2 separate regions of the Homo sapiens genome follow, and region 2 is linked to region 1. The links are chromatin contacts, found by Hi-C or POLR2A ChIA-PET in ENCODE. All regions are on one chromosome and are shown on one strand. The core of a region is the stretch at or near the end of the contact, and the rest is flanking DNA. Distances in the headings are between cores, read along the strand shown.

Evidence for each region. Hi-C counts contacts between places; a loop is a spot of excess contacts on that map. ChIA-PET counts read pairs that join two places held with the same protein, here RNA polymerase II (POLR2A). Pooled maps may share reads with other maps.
Region 2: a map of PC-3 shows a loop between it and region 1 (8-fold over the local background). The contact joins the enhancer-like site here to the promoter of ZNF354A in region 1. A Hi-C loop is called at or near these places in 6 of 168 maps with a recorded cell type or tissue (Caco-2, MCF 10A, PC-3 and 3 more) and 3 of 50 pooled maps. POLR2A ChIA-PET finds 5 or more read pairs at or near these places in 1 of 52 experiments (MCF 10A).

The regions. Positions count from the first base shown.
Region 1 is chr5:178,729,359-178,732,058 of GRCh38, reverse strand. It overlaps ZNF354A (zinc finger protein 354A), which reads left to right and starts at 1,400. Exons shown (of 5, transcript NM_005649.3): 1 at 1,400-1,503. RefSeq lists silencers at 1,221-1,560, 1,631-1,860.
Region 2 is chr5:178,784,717-178,787,675 of GRCh38, reverse strand. It overlaps the pseudogene AACSP1. Among named protein-coding and RNA genes, the nearest start is that of ZNF354A, 56 kb to the right of the region's middle. Within about 2 kb of position 1,500, at least 2 of the 41 ENCODE cell types and tissues checked have a DNase peak (open chromatin) inside an H3K27ac peak, as active enhancers do; they include PC-3 and Panc1, where a contact is called at or near this core.

The sequences.
Region 1 (2,700 bases), core at 151-2,650:
TTTTTAAACAAATAATAAATGTCATGATGCAAGCCACTGTTAGCAAAGGTTTCTGTATGTTGGTGCTGGAAGTATTGCTAATGATACAGCCAATTTTGCAAGCCTGGAAATTGTTTTCTCTCTTAAAAGCATTCATGTCATACATGCATATGGTAAAGCAAAATGTTGAAAAGTATATCAAGGTGTTAAATAGCAAGTGCAAGTATTATTCCAGCTCCCAGTACCCTCCTCAGAGGCAACTACTTTTTTTTTTTTTTTTTGAGATGGAGTCTCGCTCTGTCGCCCAGGCTGGAGTGCAGTGGCGCAATCTTGGCTTACTGTAACTTCCGTCTCCCGGTTCAAGCAATTCTCTGCCTCAGCCTCCTGAGTTGCTGGGACTACAGGCGCCCGCTACCACGCCCAGCTAATTTTTGTATTTTTAGTAGAGACGGGGTTTCACCATCTCGGCCAGGCTGGTCTTGAACTAACGTCGTGATCAACCCGCCTCGGCCTCCCAAAGTGCTGGGATTACAGACATGAGCCACCGCCCCCAGCCAATTAAACGTTTTTTTTAAAAAAATAAATGCAATGGAATGCAATGAAGCTATCAAAAATGCCACTGAGGGAGAATATTTATTGACAAATTCAAATGTTCAAGGCATATTCTTAAGTAGGGAAGCGCCAAACTTTCTAAATGGAGCCGGTGTTCTTTTTGTAACTGAGAAGATTTAGTTTAAAAAAAATATATATATATATACACACACACACACACACATATACATACATACATCCGTTGGCTTCACAGTAGCTGGCACCTCCCTCCCCTTTGCTTCAGGCACTTCCTGGGAGTCCTCGTCCATTCTCACCTCAGCGACGAAACCCCTCCACATACCCTGTTTCTCCTCACATTTATCCCCGAAAATGTTATATAATTATGTGTATGGCTTATTGTCTGCTCCCTACCCCCCAAAAAAATGTTCTCCAGGGCAGTGACGTTTCTTTCATTGATTGATACATGTGAAACCACTTGCAACCGTGCTTGGCACACAGCAGGTGCTCAGTGCCCCTCTGGTGAATAACTGAGGGGCACTAGGTCTGTTCTGGGCCGTTTTCCTGCCGCCCACGCCCTCCCTCCCGAAATTCCCACAGACACAGAGTTGCAAGTTACTGCCCTCAGCGAACCTCCCCTTATCTTCCCTATAACCAGGAACCTGGGGCCCTCCAGCTCACAGGGGCCCTCTTGTGGCATGTGGGCGCGTAACAGCTCAGCCGGGACCCCGCCTCAAACGCATGGAACTACACTTCCCCGAATGCAGGTGTCCTCTCGTGGACTCCATTTCCCAGCGGCCTCAGCGGCTGCCCCGCCCCTCCTGGTCCCCGGCGCGCCGCGGGGTGAGCGGCGCCGGGCCTGAGGTCGCCCAGACGCCGTCGGGGCGGAGCCGGGTCGCGAGGCTGCATCCCGGCCGGCGGTTCCGGAGCCTCGCGGCTGGGGAGGCGCGGCCCGGGACGCTCGAGCTTAGGGAGGTGAGCGTCGGCGGCAGGCCAAGCCGGTAGGAGGCGGCGCCCGGCACGGGGACTGCCTGCGGCTGCCGAGGCTCCGAAAGCCTTTGTGGGCGCTGGCGGGCACCCCCGCGTCTGTCACCGGCCCCCGCGCCGGGATCTGGACTCTCGCCCCCCCGCGGGGCGCTCCCTCGCCGTTGCTGGTGCACCCGCGTCCGGCTCGCCGTGGACGCCGGGCCTGGCGTTTCCTCCCGGGCCCGTCCTGCCCACTCCATGTGGGCCTCGCGGACTCGGGGCACCGGGACCCCGAGGGCAGGGCGGACGCAGCCGGGCCCCGGTTTCCGAGTCCGTCCCCAGGACGGCCACCCCTCCCGCCTCGGGACACCCAGCGCTTTCCTCTTCAGAGCTGGTGTTTGGCCGGGCGCGGTGGCTCACGCCTGTAATCCCAGCACTTTGGGAGGCCGAAGCGGGTGGATCACGAGGTCAGGAGATCGAGACCATCCTGACTAACACGGTGAAACCCCGTCTCTACTAAAAATACAAAAAAAATTAGCCGGGCGTAGTGGCGGGCGCCTGTAGTCCCAGCTACTTGTGAGGCCGAGGCAGGAGAATGGCGTGAACCCAGGAGGCGGAGCTTGCAGTGAGCCGAGATCAAGCCCTGCACTCCAGCCTGAGCGACAGAGCGAGACTCCGTCTCAAAAAAGAAACATCGTGTTAGAAATGGGATACATGGGGTCGGGCGTGGTGGCTCACGCCTGTAATCCTAGATTTTTGGGATGCCAAGGCGGGCAGATCACCTGAGATCAGGAGTTCGAGACCAGCCTGGGCAACACGGTGAAACCTCGTCTCTACTAAAAATACAAAAATGAGCCGGGCGCCTGTAGTCCCAGCTACTCGGGAGGCTGAGGCAGGAGAATGGCTTGAACCCGGGAGGCAGAGCTTGCAGTGAGCCGAGATCCTGCCACTGCGCTACTGCACTCCAGTCTGGCCAACAGAGCGAGACTCCGCCTCAAAAAAAAAAAAGCCGTTTTCCGTGGAGTCGGGAGATGATTCGTTGGCGGGAGAGAGAGGAACCGGCTGGGAAAGGCTTGAGGCGGAGGGAAGTCGTCCCGGGGCCGTCGTGGTGGGAGTCCCGGCCCGCCTCGCAGCGGCGTGAACGGGGCAGGTGCCCCGGCGCTGCCTCAGTTTCCTGAGCGGTGCAGTGGGTGCTGGCAGTGCCAG
Region 2 (2,959 bases), core at 251-2,750, 56 kb before region 1:
AATTCTCCCAGCACTTTGGGAGCCAAAGCAGGAGGATCACTTGCGCCCAGGAGTTGGAGACTGCAGTGAGCTGTGATTGCACCACTGCACTCCAGCCTGCGGCACCAGAGGGAGACGCTGTCTCAAAAACAAAACAAAACAAACAAACTAATAATAATTCTGTAGCGCTGTCTTCATTGGTGAATGAATGTGTGAGGATAGAATTTGAGAGGTCTTAATTTTATGGCCTCCTTTGGTCCCCCAAGATAAAACACACTGCAGCTGCGAAAATGATGGGTTCTTGTGAACAACTGTTTTATGTGAAGCCTCATGGTAGAGGGAGCTGGCCCTGCATACTGGTATCAGCGTAAAGAACAGTCAGGCGTGCCTGTGAGCAAGGCAGGGCCGTGACTCAGACTTCAGTAAACACGAAGTGTGAGTTCAACCCAGAAAAATGCTGTCTCAGGTTTTGCAGACTTGTCAGAAATAAATCACCAACTTTAGGAAGCTTTGGTGCAAGAGCCTTGAAGAATTTTCTTCAAGGTGTTTTCTTTCCTGCCTGCATCCTAGCATCCTGGTAACCAGGGCGAAGTGGCTGTCGGTGCTGGAAGAGAAGGCCGTGAAGCCGGGTGAGTGTGCCTCTTTAATACTCATTCCCTGTACTGCCAATCAAGGCAGTTAAATCCATCCTGTTTCCTGCTTGTGAGTGAGGCTTCAGGAGCTGGGTTTACTTTTAATCTTTTGGTGATTCTTCACCCCAGTGGAAACCCACAGTCTCCAGATGCCCCAGACACATCCAGCCATTAGAAGTGCAAGGATGAAAGTATTTGTTTAGATGGAAGTATACTGATGGACATTGAAACGTGGTGATGATGAGTGAAATAATCAAATTGCAGAAGATCGTGCTCCAGACACGATCCTGTCCACCGCCTCCCTGCTGAAGGCCTAGAGCAACGAGTGTGTCTACAGGTGTGTCAAGAGCAGTGTCCTCCTGGCCTTCATCTCACGTATGGCTCTGCAGGGGACAGACCTCCCAGCCATCCCCGCCTCTGGAAGGCAGACCGGCCCCATAAGTATGCACACCCCCTGCCCAGTGCTTGGTTTCATCCCAAGGACACGGTCTACGGGGCAGCCAATATGCACAGTCCCTTCTCGTTATCTGAGGCAGCAATGCTCCACAAAGTCACTGTGAACACCGAGTTAGCACATATGGAACCCTTGCCCCGGGGGAAATATATTTATACACACACCTCTCACATCGATTATAGTCTTAAAATCCAAAACAACACATCTTGCTTCTATTTTTTTATCTTGTGAAAGAGAAAATGCAGTTCAGAGGCGTTCAGTGACTTGCCCAAGGCCACTGTCAGGTGCCAGAGCTGGGATGCAAAGCCTGGGAACGAGGCACCCTGCCTCACCCTGCCCCGGTCTCCTGTGTGTGAGAGGGAGCTAGGGAGGCCACGTCTCCTTGTGTGACCTCAGTGGGAACCGACATGGGTGACTCAGGGTTTTGACTGCTCTGCAGTGTCTGAGAGTGACCGCAAAAGCTCCAGAGTATAGTTCTGGAGGTTACACATGCATTTTAGTGAGTAGGCAAATTCACAAAACTAAAATCTGCAAATGGAAGCCACTGTATGGAAGGACAAATATTGCAACATTGTTTATATGAGGAAAAATAGACACTACCTGTATGCCCAGCAGAAGGAAATTCATTGAATAATTTAGGGTACATTCTTAATTTATGCAACCATTAGAAGTGCAAGGATGAAAGTATTTGTTTAGATAGAAATATACTGATGGACGTTGAAACATGGTCATCATGAGTGAAATAATCAGATTGCAGCATTATAAGGTGCGGTCATGTTTGTAGGTTGAAAACGGGAATATATGGATGTTTACATGCATACTCATATATGTATATACATGGGTGTATTATATGTGGATTCCAACTGATTTTTTTTGTTTGTTTGATTTTTTGAGAGGGAGTCTCACTCCAGCCCAGGCTGGAGTGCAGTGGGTGCAATCTCAGCTCACCGCAACCTCTGCCTCCTGGGTTCAAGCAGTTCTCTTGCCTCAGCCTCCCAAGTAGCTGGGATTACGGGCATGTGCCACCACGCCCAACTAATTTTTCTGTATTGTTAGTAGAGATAGGGTTTCACATATTGGCCAGGCTGGTCTCAAACTCCTGACCTCAGGCGATCCACCCACCTTGGCCTCCCAAAGTGCTGGGATTACAGGCGTGAGCCACTGTGCCTGTCCCCAAGTGCATTTTTTTGTCATAACTTTTTTCTTAACATAAAGTTGTGCCTTGGAAAATGGTTCATGAATGTGGAAAAAAATTCAGAGTCCACAAAGGTGTCCTCATTGCTGCCGCCCCCCTTCCCCAAGGAAGCCGACGTCGTTCCCTTCAGAGATGTTCTGTGCATAGGTGAGTGTGTGTGCCTGAGTGTGTGTTTGTGAGTGTGTGTAAATGGGGTGAGAGCACCCCCATTTTCTGTAGTTTAGGGTACATACCTCACTTCTCCTTAATGGGACTTAGAGTTGATTCCATTGCTGCCCATAGAAATCTTTGGGTCACTGTTTGTTTTTTGTTTGTTTTTTAGACAGGGATTTGCTCTGTTGCCCCTGCTGAAGTGCACAGTGACACGATCATGGCTCACTGCAGCCTCAGCCTCCTGGGCTCAAGTGATCCTCCCACTTCAGCCTCCTGTGTAGCTAGGACCACAGGTGCATGCCACCACACTCAGCTATGTTTTTTTATTTTTTGTGAAAACGGGGTTTCACCATGTTGCCTAGGGTGTTCTTGAACTCCTGAGCGCAAGTGATTCTCCCGCCTCGGCCTCCCAAAGTGCTGGGATTACAGGCGTGAACCACCGTGCCTGGCCTAGCTCACTTTTATTTTCTTTTTACACATCTGTAGTTGTGATTTTTCTCCTTGTGATTTGAAAACATACTCTCAGAGCACCTCTTTAAGGGATAT